Regions from separate parts of the Homo sapiens genome. Here region 1 is linked to region 2. A link is an interaction called in ENCODE POLR2A ChIA-PET data of the cell type or tissue named here. Cell type or tissue: OCI-LY7. All regions are shown on one strand. Each heading gives the region's core, and the rest is flanking DNA. Links, peaks and the distances in the headings are about the cores only.

Region 1 (16,532 bases), core at 3,672-11,671, 1.4 Mb after region 2:
AGGTAACTATACTGAGTCCAAAACACCAACTGCACAAATAAAGAGATGGATGCAACATGGCTCCATCTCCTTTCTCACGATATGTGTAAAGGAGACACGGGAGCTTCTGACGATAGTGCAGTGGGAATCCGTGGTGTGATGTGGTCACCATGAAAGCTAATCCAGGCCGGCCATGGTAGCTCACACCTGTAATCCCAGCACTTTGGGAAGCCGAGGCGGGTGGATCACCTGAGGTCAGGAGTTTGAAACCAGCCTGGCCAACATGGTGAAACCCCATCTCTACTAAAAAATATAAAAATTAGCCGGGCGTGGTGGTAGGTGCCTGTAATCCCAGCTACACAGGGGGCTGAGCCAAGATAATGGCTTGAACCTGGGAGGCAGAGGTTGCAGTGAGCTGAGATTGTGCCATTGCACTCCAGCCTGGGCAACAAGAGTGAGACTCCATCTCAAAAAAAAAAAAAAAAAAAAAAAAAAAAAAAAAGAAAGCTAATCCAATCTTAAATACACTGATTAAAATAGAATATCTATCTAGGCCTTTTTTCAGACATCTCTCTCTCCTTCACAAGGAACTGCTCTCCTCTCTGCTTTCTTCTGTCTATTAAACGTTCCACTCCTTAACCCACTAAAAAAATTAATTAATTAGTTAATTAAATAGAATATCTAGCTGAGTGTGGTGGCTCATGCCTGTAATCCCAACATTTTGGCAGGCTGAGGTGAGAGGGAGCCCAGGAGTTCGAGACCAGCCTGGGCAACATAGCGTGACCCCCATCTCTACAAAATATTTAAAATTTAGCCAGGCATGGTGGTGCACACCTATAGTCTCAGCTGCTCAGGAGGCTGAGGCAAGAAGGATCTCTTGAGCCCAGGAGTTTGAGGTTACACTATACATATAAACACACACATACAAACACGCATAATGTCTACACTGAGGGAAGTGATACCCATTGTACTCTGATCAGCACACTTTGAACATTACGGCCCAGCTCACTCCAACTGGAATGAGTTCAGAGAAGTCAGTGTGAGACTCGAAATCATGCATTAAAAAGGATGGTTGAAGAAACTGGGGGAAAAAAAAAGTCAGATGGGCCCAGCAGCTTTCTTCTAATGGCAACATTATGGCTCTTCTAGGGTCCTGCATCCTTTTCCTCCTGCCTCTCCCTCTGGTGTCAGCCTCTGGCACAGGTTGTCACGCTTGGTTCTGCTGTTGAACTGAGGGTAGAGGAGAAGGATGAGGCCCTCTAGGGGAGGTGTCCATGAACACCATTAAACCTTCTGTGTGTGCTCATATGTCTATCACAGCACTGTTCACAATAGCAAAAATATAGAATCAACCTCAATCTAAGTGGCCATCAATGGATGATTGGATAAAGAAACTGTAGTATATATACACAATGGAATACTATTCGGCCATAAAAAAAGAATGAAATCATGGTCTTTTGCAGCAACATGGATGGAACTGGAAGCCATTATCTTAAGTGAAACCAAATCAGACACAGAAAGACATATATTGCATGTCCTCTCTTGTAAGTGGGGGCTAAATAATGCGTACACCCTGGGCACGGTGGCTCATACCTGTAATCCCAACACTTTGGGAGGCTGAGGCAGGTAGGTCACCTGAGGTCAGGAGTTCAAGACCAGCCAGGCCAACAACGCAAAACCCTGTCTCTAATAAAAGTATTAAAAAAAAAAAAATTAGCCAGGCATGGTGGTGTTTGCTTGTAATCCCAGCTACTCGGGAGGCTGAGGCAAGAGAATCGCTTGAACCCAGGAGGTGGAGGGTGCAGTGAGCTGAGATCGCGCCACTGCACTCCAGCCTGGGTGACTAAGTGGGACTCTGTCTCAAAAAATAATAATAATGTGTACACATGGACATAAGAGCATGGAATGATAGACAATGGAGACTTGGAAGGGTGAGAGGGTGGGAGGGGGGTGAATGATGAGAAATTACTTCATGGGCCTTATGTACATTATGCAAGTGATGGATATCCTAAAAGCCCTGAATTCACCACTACACAAGCTGTGCATGGAACAAAATTGCACCTCTATTCCATACATTTATACAAATAAGAATATAATAATTTCAAAAATAAAACTCCGTGTATGAAGATTAATTTCCTACTACCTTATTATGTAAAAGATTGTCTGCTTCCTTTCCTGTATAAGTTTTAATGCAAGACTCTCCTCCTATTAGCTTAATGCTGTGGGCCCAGGAAGGGAAACAGGTAGGGCACAGGGAGAAAAATTTATCCCAACACATCTAAAATTGTGTCAGATAGAAAGGAGTTAGTCTTTTTTTTATATAAGCCCCAAGTTGGATAATTCAGACAAATGGTGAAGCCATGGGGAAAGACAACTGGAAAAAAGCTAGAGTTGCTCAGGAATGGAATACATATGTTCAAATGTGAGTGGAACGGCACATCACATAAATGTGTTTTGCCAGGGGATCCTGGCACTGGGGTGAGTGTGAGGATTAGCTCTTGTCGAAGGCTCTTTCCAACTTTGATTCTAGGATTAATCGAATTAACACTGCATTTCCATGGTACTAGAGGGGAACAGCAGTTGAGCTAGTGAACTGATGGAAATACTTACACACTAATTGGTATGGGGAAGGTGGAATAACTAGAAGCCCTTTAAGGTATCTTCCAACTCTGAGATTCTTATTTTGTGATTCCAGATTCTGAAAGGGAGCCACTGTAGAGCTACTGGCAGATCTACACAGCTGACAAGATGCAGCTCACCCCTCTGTCTCAGGTCTCAGGACAACACCTGGTGTGTGCACGTGGGTGGGGGGTGGGTGTGGGAAGCAGAGATGAGGGCAGGAAAAGATAGACATCTGCAGGGCCAGAGCTTGGGCACACACACACACACACACACACACACACACACACACACGGTGGAGATCCAGAGTTGGACCCTTCCCTTAGCTGCTGGCCACAGTCATCTATTGTTGGGGACACAGCTGCCTCTACCTCCTCTCCCAAAACCAGTGCAGGCTTGAGGCAACCTAAGACACCAAACCTCAGAACCAAAGTCCATTTGCCAAAGCATAGGTGCCCCCTCAAAAGCTGGGGGACAGAAGATGGTGCTGAGCACAGAAGCTACTGCCAGCATGACCAGAAGGTATCACTTAAAGTGGCATCCTTCAGCCATCTCTGTGTGCTCTGAGACTGTGGATAAGAGTCCTCTAGTCACCCACTACCTGGCATCCCCCTCTCACTCCCCTCCCTGTCCCCAGAGCTCCTGCTCTCTGCTTCCCTCCCTTTAATGCAGGGTGGATAGGCAGAGAACACAGGACGCTTCCTGCCCTGGGCCCTGCTCAGACCTCAGTGGTTCAAACACAGCCCTCCCCACAGAGTTCTCACTACCTGCTCCCCATTATGACCACAGCCTCTCTGCATCACCCACAGGTAACATGGCCCTTGGCAGACTGCTTTCTCCATCCCACAGGACTCCCACACACCTCACCCCACTCTGCCTCCTCCACTTTATACTGGCCAAAAACGTGACTTTCTTAACAAGCCAAAAAGCTGCTCATCCTCTCCCAATATCCCACCCTTGAACTTTGAAGGCTGAGTCAAGAGTTTTACTTCTGTCAAAACACAGCCAGTGCAGAGGGCCAACCTTCTTCCCTCCCACTGAGGAACTGGAGGGGCTTCCTCAAGGTCTCATGGACACAGCCTTGCAGCTTTGGAAGCAGAGAGAGAACAAAACCCCTGACTCAATTCTCTTCCTCTTTTGCTCCTAGAGACTGTTCTTTTTCCTGCCCCTTAGGAGACACAGACACCGTAGCAACCGCACTAAGCCCAGCGGTAATGTGTTTTCCTATATGGAGTTCCACCCACCTATGCAGGAGTCCACCACTGACTATCTTCATCATAAGCCACCCTGCCCCCAACCAGCACTATGCTCAAAGGCAAAAGAAACAACCAAACAAACATGAAATGCTGGTGAAAACTGCTTTTGAAATTCCACATGCCCTTAAATGTTAAATGCAGAGAACTCCTCACCCCTCCCCACCCCCACCACTAGTTCTTATGTCCCCAGCTTCAAATAAATTCAAACTGGGTCCTGTCTGGACACCACCACCAGCACCCACCTCTCCCCTGACAAGGGGCAATGGGTAATAGAAGGCTACCATGAGACAGGCAAGAATCACTGGAACAAGCCAATCACTTCTCCCCCGCCTCTAGACACCCCCTCTCCAGGGGACAGAAGATCCCCACCTGTTTGACTACTCTTCTTCAAATAGTACATCCCTCAATCCCACCCAGCAAGAGACACTGGCTCTCCAAACACAGCCAGAGAACTGTGACCCTGGTGTTCAGGTAAAGCCAGGAATAAGACAAGAGAAGGATCAACAGAGACTGGGACATGTGCCACTGAGGCAGCAGACATGCTCTTTAAGTATCTATTTTAAGAAACTATTTATTAAGCACCTACTACATGCCAGACACTATGCTAGATAACTTTATTTCAGATCCTCTCAATAACCAGAAAGGGAGGTATTACCCTGATTTTACAAATAAGGAAATTGTGTGGCCAGGTGCAGTGGCTCACGCCTGTAATCCCAGCACTTTGGGAGGCCAAGGTGGGTGGATCACCTGAGGTCAGGAGTTCGAGACCAGCCTGGCCAACATGGTGAAACCCCGTCTCTATTAAAAATACAAAAATTAGCCGGGCATGGTGGCAGGAGCCTGTAATCCCAGCTACTCAGGAGGCTGAGGCAGGAGAATCACTTGAACCCGGGAGGCGGAGGTTGCAGTGAGCTGAGATTGCGCCACTGCACTCCAGCCTGAGGGACAAGAGCGAGACTCTGTATCAAAAAAAAAAACAAAAAATAAATAAATAAGGAAACTGTGGCTCAGAGAAGTTAAGTAACTTGATAGGAGGTAACATGGACTACTTTTTGATGACCTCTCACTCTAGGAGACTGACCACCACTGACTTCCCCTACTAAGCCCAATTAATGAAGGGAAGGTCAGAAGGACCCCCCCTCGCCCCCCCTCAACCCCCCACAAACTGAACTTCCCACTGGGGGGAGCAGCAGAAGGGAGCTGCTTTTCAGCAGTTGGAAGCCCAGGAGGAAATAGCCCCAGGAGATGTTAAATACCACCTGAAGCCCCTTGGCATGGCTCCATCCTGCAGCATTATTTTTACCCCGGGCAGCAAACATATCCAGCATGTGCAGAAGGAAACTGCCCCCGGCTGGCAGCCCACTACTTAATCTGCATGAAGAGCTGAGCTGGCCAAAGCAGGAGACGGCCATCCTGGCTGGCAACAGCACTGTCAAATTTGATGGGGACACAGTGACCAGGGTAAAGTGCCCAAGCTCTCTGTCAACAAGTAATCAGCATGAAGGTCCTATAACTTCAGGATGTATGGGGGAAAACAAGGAAGAGTTTATCCTGCTGGGATATCCCAACCCCCCTTTTCTTGGGAGACCCAGAAATGTGGCTCTCCCTAATCTACAACCATTCACAGACTGATCTCTCCCTGACAACAGAGGTAATGTAAGTACGCACTGAACATACACGTTTGACACACAGTAAGTACTTAATGAAAGAGAGCAATTAAAACAATAATTTTTTTCCCAGACAGGCATTCCTCTCTTCCCAGAGGTCTTGTCTACCACCTCCCAAGCCCCTGGCAAAAAGAGACAAGGGGCCAGGCGCAGTGGCTCACGCCTATAATCCCAACACTTTGGGAGGCAAGGTGGGCGGATCACCTGAGATCAGGAGTTTGAGACCAGCCTGACCAACATGGTGAAACCCGGTCTCTACTGAAAATACAAAAATCAGCTGGGTGTGGTGGCGCACATCTGTAATCCCAGCTACTGGGGAGGCTGAGGCAGAAGAATTGCCTGAACCCAGGAGGCAGAGGTTACAGTGAGCTGAGATCGCGCCACTGTACTCCAGCCTGGGTGACAGAATGAAACTGTCTCAAAACACACACACACACACACACACACACACACACACACGAGTCAAGGGCACGTGCCCCTCTAACACACTTGGTTAGGATCTTCAAAGCCGAGTTCCAAACTGAAACTACCAGCAAGCAGTTCTTCCAGGACTGGGGAACTCAGCTTCAAGTACACTAGGACCTCCTTGCAGAGGCTATGAGAACCCCTGGTAAGAACTGCTCTGGACAGGAAACAGTCCCTTGGACTGCCCCCTCACCTCTTACCTTGCTACTGGAGTGAAGATAGGTGGGGGTGACAACTGCAGGGAGAGGAATCTGTTGTTTAAATTCTGACTCTTTCCCAACTCAGAGCGATTTTGAGCAAGTTAACCTCTCTGCACAATTGCTTCCTCTCCTACTAAAAGGAAAATAAAGAAAACAGGCCCTGTTTACTAAGCACTAGAGATTGCATTTTTACGTGTGACAGGATAAAGTCACACACTTTGTAATTCCTTAGCTGACAGAGGGCGCTGGATGTGATATGCGGAGGGAAAGACTGACTCCTTTTTCAGCAGACTGCTCTCTGTCCCCTCCCAAGGGGGTGGGTTCACAGGTACTGCCTGAGTATCAACCTACCACCAAGATCGCCCACGTGCCCTTGTTTTCTGAAAGGGTGAAGCTGTATAAGGCCAAGATCAACACCATCAAGTTTGAATCATTCAGGAGAGATAAAGGAGAGACTGAGTCATTCCAGTCTATTACTACGTCTATTACTACTATTATATTCTATCTGAGCCAGAGTGTCTGCTCAGTGATTCTTCTTTTTTGTTGTTTTTACATTTTTTAAATTTTATTTATTTCATTGAGATGGGGTCTCATTGTCCAGGCTGGTCCTGAACTCCTGTGCTTAAGTGATCCTCCCACTTGACCTCTTGAGTAGCTGGAATTACAGGAATGCACTACCATTCCCGGCCTGTTTTAATATTTTTAAATTCAGATATAATTATCATACCATAAAGTTCACCCTTTTAAAATGTACAATTCAGAGGTTTTTCACATTGCTCATGGCTTCTTAAGTCTAAACTTGAAAGTGGAGGAGGCGCAAGAAAGGAGATTTGATTAAAAGGAAAAAAAAAATCTTCCACGTAGAGAAAGGTTTCCAAAGCCCAAGTAAGGGAGATTCTGGTCAAAACCTAAATACTAGGTCTCTCTCTTGAAAATCTTTTCCATATTGGAAACAGGATTATGTTCTAGATCTAAGGCCTACTATTATTAAGTGTGTATAGACCCAGGGCTCCGCTTTCGCCAGTCTAGAAAAGGCATATCACACTGCCCTCTAGTAGACAGCCTAGGAAATGACAGTCAGCTAGGGACTGGACAGGCTTGCGATCTCTGCCCTACAAGATGTGCTGTGTTCTCACACTTACAGGCAGAGAAATTGGAGGGGGTGGAGTTTTTAAATGTTCACTAATGCCTACTAAATAAACATAGAGCTCACCTGAAACAGAATCTAACTGCTTTCCCTACACCTTAATCTCTGCTTAAAAATAAATAATACATTCCTGCGCATGCCTGTAATCTCAGCTACTCGGAAGACTGAGGCAGAATTGCTTGAACCCAGGAGGTGGAGGTCGCAGTGAGCCGAGATCGTGCCACTGCACTCCAGCCTAAGCGACAGAGCGAGACTCGGTCTCAAAAAAATAAAAAATGAATAAATAAATAAATAATACATTCCTTTGTTAAGGGAAAAAAAGTGATTTCAGATTTCTAAAGCCTCTGAGCCTCTTAAGAGTGAGGTGTTCCTAAGAAACAGCGTGAGGGTCCCACAAAAATGAAGTTAAAACCCGAACCCATACAGAAACAAAACCTAGCTGTGCAGAAGGGGTGTGACAATGAGCTAGGAGTTGAATGCCTCCTCTGCCACCTTGGGAAGGCGAGACAGTAGGATCACAGCCCACAAGTTTCAAGCATGCCATAGCACTCCAGCCTGGGCAACACAGCAAGATCTGAGCTGTAAAAATAAATAAAGTACTTCCATCTCATAAATGCTGATTCTCGACACAATTCCAGTTTACATTTTATCTCCCTACCTAAGCCCTTCTCTGACAATCACTGGCCAGAGTTAGGGAAGAGACATCCCTAACTTGGTAGTGACCCCAACTGATACTCCCTTCGGGATTTTCAGGTCTCAAAACTATTTAAAAATCTATGTATGTCTCAAATGGCTGGGGGATGGACAGCCTTTCTTTACAAGTCTGAGAAGTATATAATGTGGCAAAGATAATATGTTATGTGTCCAACAACATCCATTTATCCCTTCTTCCTGATGCATATTATATGCCTCGGGCTCCTTTGCATTAAGAGGGAGCCTTGTGACTAGGTTCTTACCAACAGAATATGAGTAGAAGTGTGTGCCGCTTCTAGAGCTAGCCGGTAACATCTGCCAAGCAATCCTTCACGTTCTGCTCAACTCACTAAAATGGTAATGCCCAACACAACCTTGGAAGCCATAGTGAAGCTGGCATCAGCCTGATCCCTAAACAACTTCATAGAGTATCTCACTCCTACTTTCTCAACCTGAAACGACCTGCATGTTACACGAGTGAGCAGGGGGGAAACACATGTCTATTTGGAGTCTGCTTTAGCAGTTTAGTCTACCCTAACTAATATGGGTACTAAATGTCAATTCCATGAAACCAGACCTTGCTTCTGGAGCTGCACTTAGGGCTTCAGGTGCACAGAACTGAGTTATCACAGGCCTGAGTTCATGATACACGATCACTTTCATCCATGCAAAGCCCTCTTTGCTTCCCTTTCCCCGCTTCATTCTCCATTCTAGTCTCATTCTGTTCCCTCCCACAAACCTATTCTACTGATTAAGGTGTATATCCTCCTTATAAAATAATATCACTTCATGTGTTTATATAGCTGATTTTTGCTTTAAATTTCACTGTTCCTTATTTTTTCACTTGAAGTCTACCATTTCACGAAATTCCTAACAGCTTGCATTTGACTTAAAAAAAAAACTCCATTATATGCATATACCACATTTTACTTATCAATTTCCTTAGTGATGGACATCTAAGTTTTTTCCAAATTCTTGCCACCCAAACTATACATAGAAAAACATCCTTGTATCTACTCCTCAAGGATTTATGCAAATTTCTCCGAAGGATATAGCCAGGAGTGGAACTACTTTGAAGTATGTACATAAAGTATTAGTTATCTGTTGCTGTATAACAATTGTTATGGTTATAACTGTAACTGCTGTTGCTTACCTACCCTAAATGCAAACTTCCTTCCCTAAATGCTTGAGCAGCTTAAAACAATAACAACCCATAGAATGAGAAAAGTATTTGCAAATCATGTATCTAGTAAAGGACTTATAACCAAGATATATATAAAGAACCCTTTACGTAAGAGAGTGCCTGTGTATGTGTATATATAACCAATAACCCAAATGAAAAATGGGCAAAGGATTTGAATAAAGATTTCTCCAAAAGATATATAAAGATGCTCAACATCACTAGCCACCAGGAAAATGCAAATCAAAACCATAATGATATACCACCTCCCACCCATCAGGATGGCTATAATCAAAAAGACAAATAATAAGTGTTGGCAAGCATGTGGAGAAATTGGAACGCGCATACATTTCTTTGGAATAAGTTTGGCAGTTCCTCAAAAAGTTAAACATGGAGTTACATATGACCCAGCAATTTCACTCCTAGGAATATATCCACCCCTAGGAATATAAAAAAGAAAATATACATCCATACAAAAACTTATACATGAATTGTTCACAGCAGCATTATTCATAATACCCAAACAGTGGAAACAACTCGAATGCCCATCAAATGATGCATAAATAAAATGTGGTATATCCGCACAAGGGAATATTATTCAGCCTTAAAAAGGAATGTAGGGCTGATACATATTACAACATGGATGAACCTTGAAAACATTATGCTAAGCACAAAAAGCCAGACACAAAAGGCCAAATATTATATGACAGTCTCACTCATATCTTATTAATATATGAAAGTCCAGAACGGGCAAACTATACAGGCAGAAAGTAGATTAGTGTTTGCCTAAGGCTGGAGAAGTTAGGGGAAAGTGGGGAGTGACTGCTAATGGGTACAAGGTTTCTTGTACCCACAAGATGATAAAAATGTTTTAAAATTAAATGTGGTGATGGTTGCATAACTCTGTGATATATTACAAGCCACTGAATCATACACCTTAAGTGGGTGAATTGTGTAGTATGTAAATTATATCTCAATAAAGCAGTTTTTAAAAAATACTAAACATGGCCAGGCGCAGTGGCTCATGCCTGTAATCCCAGCACTTTGGGAGGCCGAGGTGGGCAGATCACGAGGTCAGGAGTTCAAGACCAGCCTGGCCAACATAGTGAAACCCCACCTCTACTAAAAATACAAAAATTAGCTGGGCATGGGCACCTGTAGTCCCAGCTACTCGGGTGGCTGAGGCAGGAGAATTGCTTGAACCCGGGAGGCAGAGGTTGTGGTGAGCCAAGATCACACCACTGCACTCCAGCCTGGGAAACAGAGTAAGACTCCACCTCAAATAAATAAATAAATACTAAACATTTATTATCTCAGAGTTTCTTTGGTTCAAGAATCTGGAGCTGGATGTTCTGGGTCAGGATCTCTCACGAGGTCGATCAGGGCTGCAAGCCTGAGGGAGGGCTTGAGTAGAGCTGGCGGATGCACTTCCAAGGTGATTCACTCCTACAGAAGGCAATTTGGTGCTGGCTGTTGGTGAGAGGCCTCAGAGCTTCTCTACCTGGGCCTCTCCAGAGGGCTGCTTGAGTGTCCTCATGATATGGAAGCTGGCATCCTCCAGAGCAAGGATCCAAGATAGCACAAGGCAGATATTTTAATACCTTTTATGACCTACCTTCGTAAGTCACACATTTCTAGTACATCCTATTGGTTACACAGGTCAACCTTATTTATTGTGGGAGGGGACTATACAAGGGTTTATATACCAGAGGGCAGAGATCATTAGGGGCCATCGTGGAAGCTGGCTGCCCTACTTGATGATAATGATGACAATGATAATAATAACAGCTAATAATTCTGTGACACTACTGTGTGCCAGGCATTGTTCTAAGCTTACAATAAACCTATGAGGTAGGTACTATTATGTCTATTTCACAGACGAAAAAACTAAGGCATAGAGAAGTTAACTGGCTTACCAAAGGTTACACAGCTAGCAAACGACATAGCTGGGATTCAAATTCAGGCAGTATAGCTCCAGAGCCACACTATTAAAAACTGCAATATCGCTCCCTAGGTATTACTTGATTTCAGTAAGTTTCATTCATTTGTTCTCCAAAATGAATACACCAGCTGAAATATTCCATGTAGCCGGGCACAGTGGTTCATGCCTGTAACCCCAGCACTTTGGGAGGACAAGGCGGGCGGATCACCTGAGGTCAGGAGTACGAGATCAGCCTGGCCAACATGGTGAAACCCCATCTCTACTAAAAAAACAAAAATTGTGTAGCGCATGCCTACAGTCCTGGCTACTCAGGAGGCTGAGGTGGGAGGATTGCTTGAACCTGGGAGGCAGAGGCACCACTGCACTCCAGCCTGGATGACAGAGTAAGACTCTGTCTTTTTAAAAAAAAAAAAAAAAAGAAAGAAAGGAAAAGAGAAAAGAAAAGAAGAGAAAATATTCCATGAGTTCTGATTCCCCATCAGATCAGTCTCTTGCTTATTTTTGCCAAACTAAGATGTAAGGTAGAAACTCAGTGTTTTAATTAGCGTATCTGTAATTACTAGTGAGGTAATATACTTATGAGCCACTCTGGTTTTCTCTTTAGATTTTACCTATTCATATTTTTGCATATTTTTATTTCATCTGTCTTTTTCTTCATGATTTGCAGAAGCTCTTTCTATATTCTATCCCTTGTATATGCAATCCTTGTCAGTTTTAGACACTGCAAATATTTTCTCCTAATCCGTATCCATCTTTAGCTTTGACTATGGGATGCTTTGCTAAATAGAAACCTTTAATTACAAAGTAATCAAAGCTATCAAATCTTATGCATTGTGCTTTGGGATCTTATTTAAGAAATTTATCTTTACCCCAAGGCACAAAAACATTTGCCATTTGTTCCTACTAGCTGTATATCACGTTATCTTTCATTTAGGTCTTTAATCACTTTGGGATTTTTGTTTTATATGGTATGAGGGTTCAACTTTATTTTTGTCCATATAATAAGCCAATTTTCTGAGCACTATTATCCATCTCTTCCCTACTAACTTGTGACACTATCTTTATCATACACCATGTCTCCAAATATCTGTGTGTCTATTCCTGAGTCTAGTTTAGTACTAATTCCTGTTTTCTCAGAGGAAGGATCTATCACTAAGAAAGTTTTTACTCACACTGCTTTCTAGATTAGTGAAAAATTCAACCACCACCCCCCAAATCCCCACAGGTTCAATATTAGCCTGTATTCTTCCCAAAACAGAATACCCAGTTAAGAAGATAATTTTAAAAAAATAAATACATGTTTATTTAAAAAAGAAAAAGAAAAACCCTACCAAGAACAAACCCTGGTCAATGAGAAATCAATGCTTCCTCTGAAAGCCAGCAACAGCCGGTGCTGTCACACCCAAGAAGTACAGGTACCTCAGTCCAAACATCAGGTCTCGAATATTCTTCTGTGGTCAAAACTGGCATTCAACAAGTTGCTGGTCTGTGTGGGCTCCAATTATTAGCACAGACAACTGTTACCACTGGATATCTCGCTGCCTATGCCCACTACCACAGCCCAGCCACCCCCACAGCCTCAGGAAAGTTACATATCCTCAACACTCCATTTGTAGGCAAGTTCCTCCACTGCCTTCTTGCTGGCAAGCCTGGCAAAGCGCTTCTGTTCAAATCCATTGGATCTGCAATCAAAAGAGACATACTATTCAGCTAGAACCCTGAAAGGGGCATTTGTTTCAAAAGAAAGGGAAGAGTTCACAATATAATGAAAAGGGGGGAAAGTAAGGAGTCATATGAAAATATTTTAGGCATGGCCGGGCACGGCGGCTCACGCCTGTAATCCCAGCACTTTGGGAGGCCAAGGCGGGTAGATCACGAGGTCAGGCATTCAAGACCAGCCTGCCTAATATGGTGAAACCCTGTCTCTACTAACAATACAAAAATTAGCCAGGTGCAGTGGCAGGTGCCTGTAATCCAGCTATTCGGGAGGCTGACGCAGGAGAATCGCTTGAACCTGGACAGCAGAGGTTGCAGTGAGCGGAGATCGTGCCACTGCACTCCAGCCTGGGTGACAGAGACTCTGTCTCAAAAAAAAAAAAAAAAAAAAAGAAAGAAAGAAACAAAAAAGAAAAGAAAATATTTAAGGCATATGCAATAGAATCAAAGGGACAAAATATATCATTCATCCTTTTCTTAGTCCTTGTTCACACCCTTCCCCCACTCTGACAGCTATTTCAAACGTTTGCCACTCTAAAAGCCTGGTTCTCTCTCAGCTGATGTCCACATCTTATATTTTATCCATTCATTACACAAACATTTATTGAATTTTCATTATATACTAGGTACCATGGTAGACACTACATGAAAATGAGTATGACACAGCACCTGTCCTGATGAACTCCCAGACTAGTGGAAGAGAGAGACATTTAAACAAATAAATTAAAAGAACAGCATAAACTCTGGTAGAAATACGCATGGGGTGTCATGGAAACAGAATGGGTATCTTAATCAGCTTGGGGGAGGTATGATAAAAAGGTGACATGAGGGTTGGGCAAGAATGATCAGTAAAGGCTCTGTGTTAACTACAGCACTGGGGATGGAAGGGCCAGAAAGGGTCTGGAGGTCATTTCAGAACAGAATGAGCAACAAGAACAAAGGCACGGAAATAAGAAGTGGCCTGGTATGTGCAGCAAACCAAAGGCAAACTGGTATGGCTGGAACCTGAAGTATGACAAAGGGAACAGCCATGAGTCAAAGTTGGAAAGGCGCAGAGGCCAATGCATAATGAGCTGCGTAGGCCATGGTAAAAAGCTTAGATTTCATCCAGAAACGATGGGTTTAAAGCAAGAACTTAAACTGCATTTCAAAGAGATCACTCTGGAGGGGATCTGGGGCAGGAAAATCACTGCAATGGTCCAGGCAACAGATGATGAAGGCAATGATAAAGAGGGACGGAAGAGAGAAGACACAGGAGGCAAAATTAGTAAGACTAATTAGCAGCACTAATTGATTAGGTACACAAGGACAAAGAAGGAGGAGGCAAGTTAGAGAGCACAAGAGTAGGAGCAGGCTTACAGTAGAAGCTGATGAGTTCAGCTTTGAATACAATGCATTTGAAATCTCTCAAGTCTAAATCAATAGAGAAATCCAACAAACAGCTAAATACACCAGACCAAGATGCAAATACTGATTTGGAAATCATGTACATATAGGTCATAGTTGAAAACATGACTAGGTAAGAATCAGCCAGAGGGAGCACATAGAGTGAGAACAGCTAAAAATTATGGATGGAGCCCTGGGAAAGACTTAAGAGGTGCACAGAGGAAGAGGAGTTTGCAAAGGTGGCCAAGAATGATCAGAGAAAAGAACCAGGAGTAGGGTGTCATGGAAAACAATACAGGGGTGAATTTCAAGGAGGTAGTGAGTGGACCTCAAATCCCTTTAATTACCATGCATTCTCTTGGTCTTCTTATCTAAACTTCTTAAAAAGCCTGTATTCACTATTTGTTTCCTCACTTTTCATTCACTCCTTAATACATTAGAACCTGGCCATTGTTTCACTACACAACGGAACTAGCCCTTTCAGGTCATCACTGACATTCCTTGTTGCCAAATCCAATGACTCCTCCTTCCTCTTCCCCAAATCAGCAAACAGGTCCCACCAGCTCACCCCTGACCACATCCCCACTTCCTATTCTCTTACTAACCATCCTTACTACCACTGCCTGCAAGTCGTAGTTCAGACACTCATTACTTTCAGCCTGAGCTACTGCAAAAGCCTTGTATCTGTTCTACTTCCAATCTTGTACCTTTCAAATCCTTCATATTACTGCTATAATGGATTTGTCTATCTAAAATGCAGAGCTGTTTTTAATCCTTCCGTGTCTCCCCTTTACCTCTAGGGTGAAGACCAAGCTCCTCAGATAGGCTTCCAGGGCCTTCTGTGATCACGGTCTGCCAACCTCTCTCATCCATCTCACGCTTTATGCTATCCAACAACAGCAAATTACTTAGGGACCCCCACCACCTGGTAACACCATGGTGTCTCATAGCCTTATGACTCTGCACATATAGGACCCTCTTCCTTTAATATCCTTCCTTTCCTTCTTATCTTGGCTGGTTACCAACATCCCTTAAAACTCAGCTCCCACATTTCATCCGTTAGGAAGCACTTCCTGATCACTCACATCCTCCTAAGGCTCAACTTACTCTTCCTTTGTGCTCCCAAAACATCTTGAAAATCTTCTATAGTAACACTAACCAAACAGCGTTGAAACTGTCTGTCTTCTATTCTAGATTGAAAGTGAGCTCCTGGGCTCAGGGGCTATCTCTCTTTAATCATGGAATCCCTAGTACCTACTACCTAGCTGCTTACACTTATAACATGTATGCTAAGACTTTCCCTTAAGGGATGAGTGGAGTGAGTAACAGAGGGCTTTAAGAAGGGAAGCTTGGCCGGACATGGTGGCTCACGCCTGTAATCCCAGCACTTTGGGAGGCCGAGGCAGGTGAATCACCTGAGATGAGAAGTTCGAGACCAGCCTGGCCAACATGGTGAAACCCTGTCTCTACTAAAAATACAAAAATTAGCTGGGCGTGGTGCTCACGCCTGTAATCCCAGCTACTCGGGAGGCTGAGGCAAGAGAATTGCTTGAACCTAGGAGGCGGAGGTTCCAGTGAGCCAAGATCGTGCCATTTTGCACTCCAGCCTGAGCAACAAGAGCGAAATTCCGTCTCAAAAAAAAAAGAAGGGAAGCTTATTATAAATGGCATCCTCTCCAACCTTAGAAGCATGGATGGTATTCCAAAGCACCAAGGAAACCACTGTTTTTTACCTTGGAAATAAGGTCTTAAGAGAGTTACACTAATATGATAATACAAAGGACATATGAATAACAAACACCAAATCCTAAGCAGAATCAGAAAACAAATTGCAGGAGAACTCACAGTGGAAAGAGCTTTGGACCAGAGAATCAGGAACGCAGAGTTCTAATTCCAGCTTTCTCAGGGAAATTGCATGACTCTAGGCAAACTGCTTATTTATTGGGCCTCAGTTTCTCTTTTTTTTGAGACGGAGTCTTGCTCTGTTGCCCAGGCTGGAGTGCAGTGGCACGATCTCGGCTCACTGCAAGCTCCGCTTCCCGGGTTCACGCCATTCTCCTGCCTCAGCCTTCCGAGCAGCTGGGACTACAGGCGCCCGCCACCACGCCCAGCTAATTTTTTGTATTTTTTTTAGTAGAGACGAGGTTTCACCATGTTAGCCAGGATGGTCTCAATCTCCTGACCTCGTGATCTGCCCGCCTCGGCCTCCCAAAGTGCTGAGATTATAGGCATGAGCCACCGCACCCGGCCCCGTTTCTCTTTCAATTAAGAGAGGCTGGGTA
Region 2 (8,000 bases), core at 1-8,000:
CTTGAAAAATGCATATAGTTGATATACCCACTATTCAAAGATGTTTTCAAAGTTAAACTAGAAGAGTGGGAACTAATGAAATTTATCACCAGTAAGCTAGCATCAAGAAGTAAAATATAAAAACAACAACAACAACCAAGTAGCAACAGTGTATGGAAGCAGGGAACATAACCCATTGTACACAGACAAAGGGGCTAAGCAAGCCTCTGTCGTGAAGTGCCTGTCACTTGCCTTATCTGTGAACCAAACATCTCTTATTTTCTACTATACAAAAAGCTAAGGCTGGTCACAAGAATCAAGGGTTGCTTTTCTTCTCTTTGAATATCTAATAAGTATGCTTGATTAAAAAATAAAGTTGATCATTTTAAACTTGAAGAGATGAACCCCATTTGCTATAAATAAATGACCAACTTCTAGCAGTAATACATGTCTCAGTATACCTTTATACAGAGTTTTGAATTTGGAAAGCATATTAGTGTTCCACATATTCAAAAAATAAAATTAATAAACAAAGATGGGAAAGATAAAAACCTAAAATTGAAAGGAAAATGAAGCAAAGGGAAAATGAAGCAAAGGGAAATTGTACTTCAAATTAAAAACATAACCACTATGAAGAGAGGTGAGAAAAAGAATAATATAAGTTACGAACTCAAAATTTTACTATCTACCCTATTCTAAGAAAGTGTGGAGGGAAAACATGTCCTGAACTTTTTAGTAGGTCTTTTTCTGTAGTAGTATGGGTGACATAATTTGAATCTATTTTTAGATGTATTAAAGGACTGAGTAAATGAACAAATGTGTTAGGCAGCAGGGTTTTCACTGTGGAAGAATAATACATTATAGAATGGAGATAAGCATTCTCTGTGAAAATGGTTTGAACTTGGAAGTATTAGTGTGAACTCACAATTCCTAAAATATGTGCTTGTGTATGCACACATGCATGTGTGTGTATATTATTTTTCCTGTCTCCTAAAAAAGGCCTAGAATCAAATCTACCCTGTTAGTAAGCAGCACACCTAGCACCCCAATATTGGTTTCTAATACCTTTCTCCTCTAAAAAAAAAACAAACAAACAAACAAAACTACCCAAAAAACAAAAACAGAAGTCATCAGAGAAATGGTTGATTACAGGGCTAGGGCAGGGAAAGGACAAGATAAGCCTAGCACATCTCACACCAGAAAAAGTTAGTGCTGAGAAAATGATGGGAGCATATTAGAAGAACACAAGAGACAATCTAAAGGGGCCCCCACCAATTAAATCTAGGACAATTTGAGCACCAAAATAATTAAGAAAAGTAGTGAACTATACACCACTAAAAAGGGGAGTCTATAAGTCAATACGACTGACAGACAGGCAGACAGACAGATAGATGGATAGACAGACTGACAGACAATGAGAGTGGGTGGGTGGATGGGTGGATGGGTGGATGAATGGATAGAAAAATTCTTTATAGGAGAATGCTAACTACTGACTGGTAAAGGTTGATGAAGTGTTATAGTTGGAAAATCACCATAGAAAAGACTGGTTCAAGCAAGGATCATCAATAGATGTTAAATCTAAGGGGTGAGTTTTGAAGAGGAACAAGATATTTGCATGCTCTTAAAGTGCCTTCCCACGGATTGCTTATTAGTTGTAAGGGTTAATATAGTAACTATACAGTAGAAAAATCAGGCAATGCCCTGATCAGATAACCAAAATTACTATCACCAACAAAGGGTAGAAGGACATTGGGTACCTCTGGATGTAATAGTGTAATCTCCAGAATAATAGTGAAGGACATGTTACTTCAGTATTATTCTGGTTGGGAATACACAGCCTTAATCTCATCATGACAAAACATCAAACTCAAAACTTTTTTACCTAAAAAATAAAAGAGGTGGGGGAGTTCTGTATATTTTTTAATGTCAATGTCACAAAAGACAAAGAAAGCCTGAAGAACTGTTCCCCATTAAAGTAGATTGAAGAGACATAACAGCTAGATGCAATATGTAATCCTGGACTGGATCTTGCACTGTAGGGAGGAAAATTGCTATAAAGGATATCATTAGATCAACTGACCAAACTGAAATATGGAGAATGCTGACAGAAGATTAGATAAAAGTATTATGTCAATGTTAAATTTCCTGAAGCTAATAATTATACCATAGTTACATAAGAAAATCTTATTCTTCGGAAATATACTCTGATGTATTTGGAGGCAAAAAGACATGGTGGATGCAACTTACCCTAGAATGGTTCAGAAAAAATGCACAGAGAAAGATGGAAGGGAAAAAGATAAAGAAGGAAGGAGTGAAAAAGACAGAGGGAGAGTTCACAGACACAAATGATAAAGCAAATGGAACAAAATGTCAATAAGAGGCGAATCCGTGTAAAATGAATACGGGTATACATTGTACTATTTTTGCAACTTTTCAGTAAGTTTGAAACGATTTCCAAATAAAAAATGTAAACAACAACAACAGACAAACAAAACAATGTCTTCACTCACACAGCCTTGTGAATTTAAAATAACATACACGGTGTTCCTAATCTCATAACTTTATTTCTGGAAATATCACCTCAATGTGGAAAAAGTCATATGTGCAAAGATATTTGTCAAAGCATTGTTTATAAAAGCAAGCAACTTGAAAATACCACATGTAGTTTTCAAAAACTGAGGAGAATGGTTAAATTATGCTATGTAAATTCCAAAGAACATTATGCAGTATTTAAATGTGTTTACAAAAGTTTATAACAATTGAAAACACATGACATGATATTAAGTGCAAACAACAGGACTAAAGATGATACATATAGCATGATCACAACTAAGTAAAACAGGCAGATAAAAGGAAAAACCTTAGACAAAAATGCCTATAAAGAAATCCAAGAAACTATCAATATTGGTCATCTGTTCCTAGGAGATGGTTCATGGATGATTTTTTTTCTCTTCTACTAATAATTAATTAGATATATAATCTAATAATTATATAATACAAAAGAAGCTTTATTCTTTAAATTATAGAAGTTAGTAGGAATAAGTTACATTTACTTATCTTCAGGAACACCTGTTATGTAAGTAAATTATACTGTGGATGTGCGACTATCAAAATCGAATCTGAGCTACTTGTAGTCTCAAAGATGGGAACTAAAACAGAGAAGTCATAGTCATACTAGGAGACAGTCGTAAGTGGTACTTATTTAGAGTTGTGCATCCACACATTCATGAGCCATTAATGCCTCTTTTCTCCTTATTCTGAGCCATCAGAGGATAGTGGGATTACTGTGTACCCTCCCATCCCACCTCCCCCCATGTCACAGGAGAAAAAAGGAAAAGCAGTGGTGCTTACAAAGATGGAGCATGTGACAGTGGCTTCACTGATTTCAAGCTATTAATTTTTGAGCTAAACAGTCACATTTCTTACCACTCCTGCTCAGAGTATATGTTCAAGCTGAAATTCTCCAATATTCTACAAGTCGAACTGGACAAGCCCAATTATATTGGGAAATGGTGATATTCACTGAGAGAGAGGGAGAAGGGGAAAGGGTTGGGGGGCAGGGAGGAGAGGGAGGAAGGGAGGCGAGAGAGAGAAGGAGAGAGGAAGTGTAGAGGAATATAGGAAGAAGAGAAGTAGGGGACAGAGGGAGAGAAGGAGAAAAGCAGGGGAGAGACTGAGGCAGAGAAAGAAGGGTAAGAGAAAACACCTGTGCTTTGAAAAACTAAGTGACAATGATCAGATGTAAGTGTTTAGTTAACTGAAAGGCTGAAAGGAAAACTGAAACAGCACCACCATTCATTTTCTAATAGGTTCCCGGAGTCACCAGCAAAAGGTTAGGCTACTCTTAAAAAAAAAAAAAAAAAGGTTGGGGGAGGGTGGGAGTATTAAGAGAATAGTGTATAGCAAAACAAAAGAGGAAGTTTCTAGATTAAACAATTATTACAGCTCAGTTCCTGTTTAAGACCTTCACATTTGTGAGCATTTAATTGTATTTATTTCTAAATGTACCCTGGTTTGAGTAATCTTGAACTATGAATCTCATAAACTCAGCCAATAAAATAATTAAAATTCTTTTGCCAAGTTGATATGTATGAAAAAGTCAAACACTTCATTTAAAACTTATGTGAGGCACATTCATAAGAATACACTAATTTCTCATTCAGATTTCAAATTGAATCCATTTAATGACTGCCGATAGCAAAGCAATAGAAATGCACAGAATAGTCATGCAATCGACAATTACCCAAAGTTCCTCTCATGTTTTATGAATCAACAATTGTCTCCTAACTTGTGAAAGAAATCAGTGTGAATTAGCGTCTAGAATCTTATAACCTGTCTGCATTAAACTATAAAAAAAATGAGTACAATTAGACATACAATTTAAAGAATTCATCAATTTAAATGAACAAAAATAAAGAACTTCTCTGTGATCTCATGTTCCTTTTCAAGACAACACACTCTCAGGGCTGTCTGGTTTACCACTATTTCTTCTTTACATTCATGTTCTTTATCAGCAAAACGATTACAATGGTCTTTCAGACTTGAGTGATGAATGACAAAACAACACAGTTCCATTCTAAAATGTGAATGGCCGTGGAGCACAGCTCCAAAAACGAACTGCAATGGTTATGCCAGAGAATAAATAACATCCAGCAACAGAATCAAATTCTAAAATTAAGCAAGAAAAAGAAGTAGAAATAAAAGGAGAAGGAGGAAAAGGCAAAAGAGAAGAGGAGGAGGATGCGGGAGGGAGAGAGGAATCCAGAAATTTCAACACCTGCATCATGAAAAATGTTTTTTCCTTTTTCCCCAAAACAAAACAACACTAGCACTTACTGCAAGACAGATTATTTCTCACCAGGTGGTGAAGAAATCTCACTCCACCCTCAGATTCACACTGACAAAACTTCTCTTACAGCTATGCACATTCTGACATACAAAGGCCACAAACTCAGTGCTCTGGTGCTACAGCTGGTGGAGCCTGATTAAAGGCAGAGTTCCCGCCCATGCATGCAGACAGGAAGATCAACTTACAGACCCCTTCAACAGTGTACAGCAGGGCTCTGGACCAAGGTGATTCATTTTAGCTATCCTAAAAAGGAGATCACCCACAGAGCACAGAATTAAATCTGTGTTATTAAAAAAACAAAATATCAGGCCCACACTAACAATATCACCACAAAGAACAAATATTTCTATACAAGAAAAACAACAAGTCGTTTCTGTTCACATGTCATATTCTCATTACAGCCAGTCCTAACCATCCCATTTAAAATTGTAATCCTTTCCCTAGTACTCCTAGTCCTTCTTACCTTGCTTATTTTTTTCCATAGTTGCTGTCATTCTTAAAATACTATACAATTTGTTCATTTATTGTGTTAATTGTTTATTTCTTACTCCCCACTCAAATATATGTTCTATGCAGGGGGAGATATTTGTCTATTTACTCCAGTGCCTGGCACGTAATAGATACTCAATAAGTGTCTGTTAAATAAATGAATCATTCATTAAGTTCAATGATTTCTTAAAGCTTTTCCTATTCAAGCAGAAAAGGCAAAAATTAGGCAGAGAATTTCTAAAGAGTTATAATAGGACATATAAAGGCTTATTACCTCTACTCTAAAAAGCCTATTTACATTGATTAAACACCACACAGACACACATATACGTACACATTAAACATTGATTCAGAAATGGGTTAAAGAACCTAAAACCCTACTGAAAAGAAAACCAAATGGTTAATAAACTTTTGGAGGAAAACAACCTCGCTGACAGCAAATAAACACAAATTAAAGCAAAATTATATTTTTCCTCTGCATAATTATCAGATACTTTAAAAACTAACATTCGCATTCCCAAACACAAATGACCATGTGGTGAGATGGTCATTTCCAGCCAGGAGGAAGGAAATCAAGACAACCATTATCTGACCCAGGAATTTCAATTGTGAAACCTGCAAAGAAACACTATATAATAGAGGCAAAGATCAAATACAAAGATATTCATGAAAGCAGTATTTACAATAGCAAAATTCTGGAAAAATCTAGAGGATTAAAAGTGGTGAAACAAGCCAGGCACAGTAGTTGTGCACCTGTAGTTCGCATGTGCTCAGAAGGCTGAGGCTCCTGGGCCCAGGGAGGATCTCTTGGGCCAGGAGCTCAGGGCTGTAGTATGCCATGCTTGCACCTGTGAATAGCCACTGCAAACCAGCCTGGGCAACATAGCGAGACCCCATCTCTTCCAAAAAAAAAAAAAAAAAAAAAAAAGGAGAAATAGCCCATTCAATTATGATACATCCACAAAATTAATTATTATATAGTCTTTAAAACATATGCTTGAAGAATATTTACAAAGACAGAAGACTGCAAATAATACAATATTAAATAAATAAAAACAAGAAGAGTCTAATCTGAACTAGGCATGGTAATATGCATGGAAGGTGAAAAATATTAATATCAAGAATATTTTTCTCTGAGTGGTAGGATTATAGCTGAATTTTATCCTCTAAACTATACTTTTATGGATTATCTTTTTTATCAACATAAAGATATTCTACCTTTAGAATTAGAAAAAAATTTTAAATGAAACAGATTTCACAGAAGACTGAAGGAAAGAAAGACTTAATAGAAAAGTTGGGATAAAATATACTTTTCGGGGTTGTCATTAATCAAACAGAAGAATGAAGTCTTAGTAAATAAAGTATTAGAAAAAAGAGCAAATGTTAACAGTATCTGAAAAAAAAAAAACATAGAGGTAGCATTTTTTAAAAACAGAATGCATTCTTATTCCCCTATTAAAAAAAAATCCACAGCTCTGAATAACCTTATAGGGTCCATTCATTCCAAAATTATCTCATTAAAATTTGTATCTTAAAATTCAATCTGAAATTTGACAAGGGATCTTTTCAGTTTTAGTTCCTAATCCACATAGCTATGAAAGAGGAACAAACCTGAAAAAAATGAGAAAATACAAAGCATTATGGCATTAGCACTGTCCTTACCATGAATATAAACTAAAGTTACTGATAATAAATGGACTTTTCAATAAATCAGCCAAATACAGAGTCACCGACCACGGTAATAAATCATCTGCTATGAAAAGGCTGAATTTATTGAAGAAAAAAAAAGAAAACAAAAAACCTTTCTGGATGGTCAGAAGAAAAAACTACCCAAGCTCTTAGGGAAGCCCTTTTTCATAGTATGTACAGGTAGAGTAATCATTTTGACTATCTAAAACAAATTCAAACATTTAGAACAAAGACAATGGTTGTGCTTACAGATCTAGATCTACAGACTTAACATCTGCACATGCTCATTGGAAATCTACAAGGCAGTGTCAACAGAAATATTAACATCCTTTGCAGTCATCTTACAGCACTGCTTTATAAAATTACATCAGATCTCTATCTAAAGCAAGTATTAGAGCTATCCATAGATGCAGTAAAAGAGAATGTGAAGGAAAAGTAAGAAAATTCAAGCAAACCTATTACTTTTCTTTTAAGCTCAAATATATTTCTTAAGGCTAAACATCAGAAGCAAGATGCTTGGATACCAACACTTTCCTTTATGACTTTAGCTTTCTATCTAGCTCCAGAGGGAAAATCATGTTTACAAGAACCACGAGACATGTGAAAAGCAATAACCAAGATAAATGAAAAAAAAAATGCCGGGTTAAGTTTTAGTCAGAACTTTATTGCAAAGGTAGTTTGTTTTATGAGATGAAGAAATCTACTTCTCGTCTTCTCTAGCGTTACATATTGAAAAACGAAAACATGATTAAACTATTCTTTTAATGTCATCTTATTTATAAAGAGCTTAAGGAAAACAATCTGCATGCAGACTGAGCACACTACAGAGATGGTGCATAGTGTGGAACCCAATGTCAAAAACTAAAGTTCAATTTCCAGTGCTAATCAAGTTTCTGAAACAGGAGCTCTGTTGATTTCCCTACGAGCCACATGACTTTGTTTTATAGTCTTGATGCAAAATTTCCTAAAATTTTGAAGCCAATTTTTTTAAAAA

Evidence for each region. ChIA-PET counts read pairs that join two places held together with the same protein. Peaks named below come from ENCODE experiments on the same cell type or tissue, not always from the same donor. Only the 100,000 strongest peaks of a DNase experiment are listed, where the experiment ranks them.
Region 1: POLR2A ChIA-PET joins it to region 2 with 11 read pairs; 2 of 35 experiments call an interaction of 5 or more read pairs at or near these places.

The regions. Positions count from the first base shown.
Region 1 is chr11:116,735,746-116,752,277 of GRCh38, forward strand. BUD13 (BUD13 spliceosome associated protein) reads right to left here. Exons shown (of 10, transcript NM_032725.4): 10 at 12,428-12,830. The coding sequence ends at 12,737. Among named protein-coding and RNA genes, the nearest start is that of BUD13, 29 kb to the right of the region's middle. RefSeq lists a silencer at 7,222-7,321. In OCI-LY7, for the core only: a CTCF peak has its summit at 7,234; a DNase peak (open chromatin) is centred at 7,236.
Region 2 is chr11:115,386,846-115,394,845 of GRCh38, forward strand. The region is part of intron 1 of CADM1 (cell adhesion molecule 1); the gene reads right to left. Among named protein-coding and RNA genes, the nearest start is that of CADM1-AS1, 5.9 kb to the right of the region's middle. In OCI-LY7, for the core only: no CTCF peak of the experiment used is centred there; DNase peaks (open chromatin) are centred at 3,836 and 4,956; H3K4me3 peaks cover 2,242 bases; H3K27ac peaks cover 2,309 bases.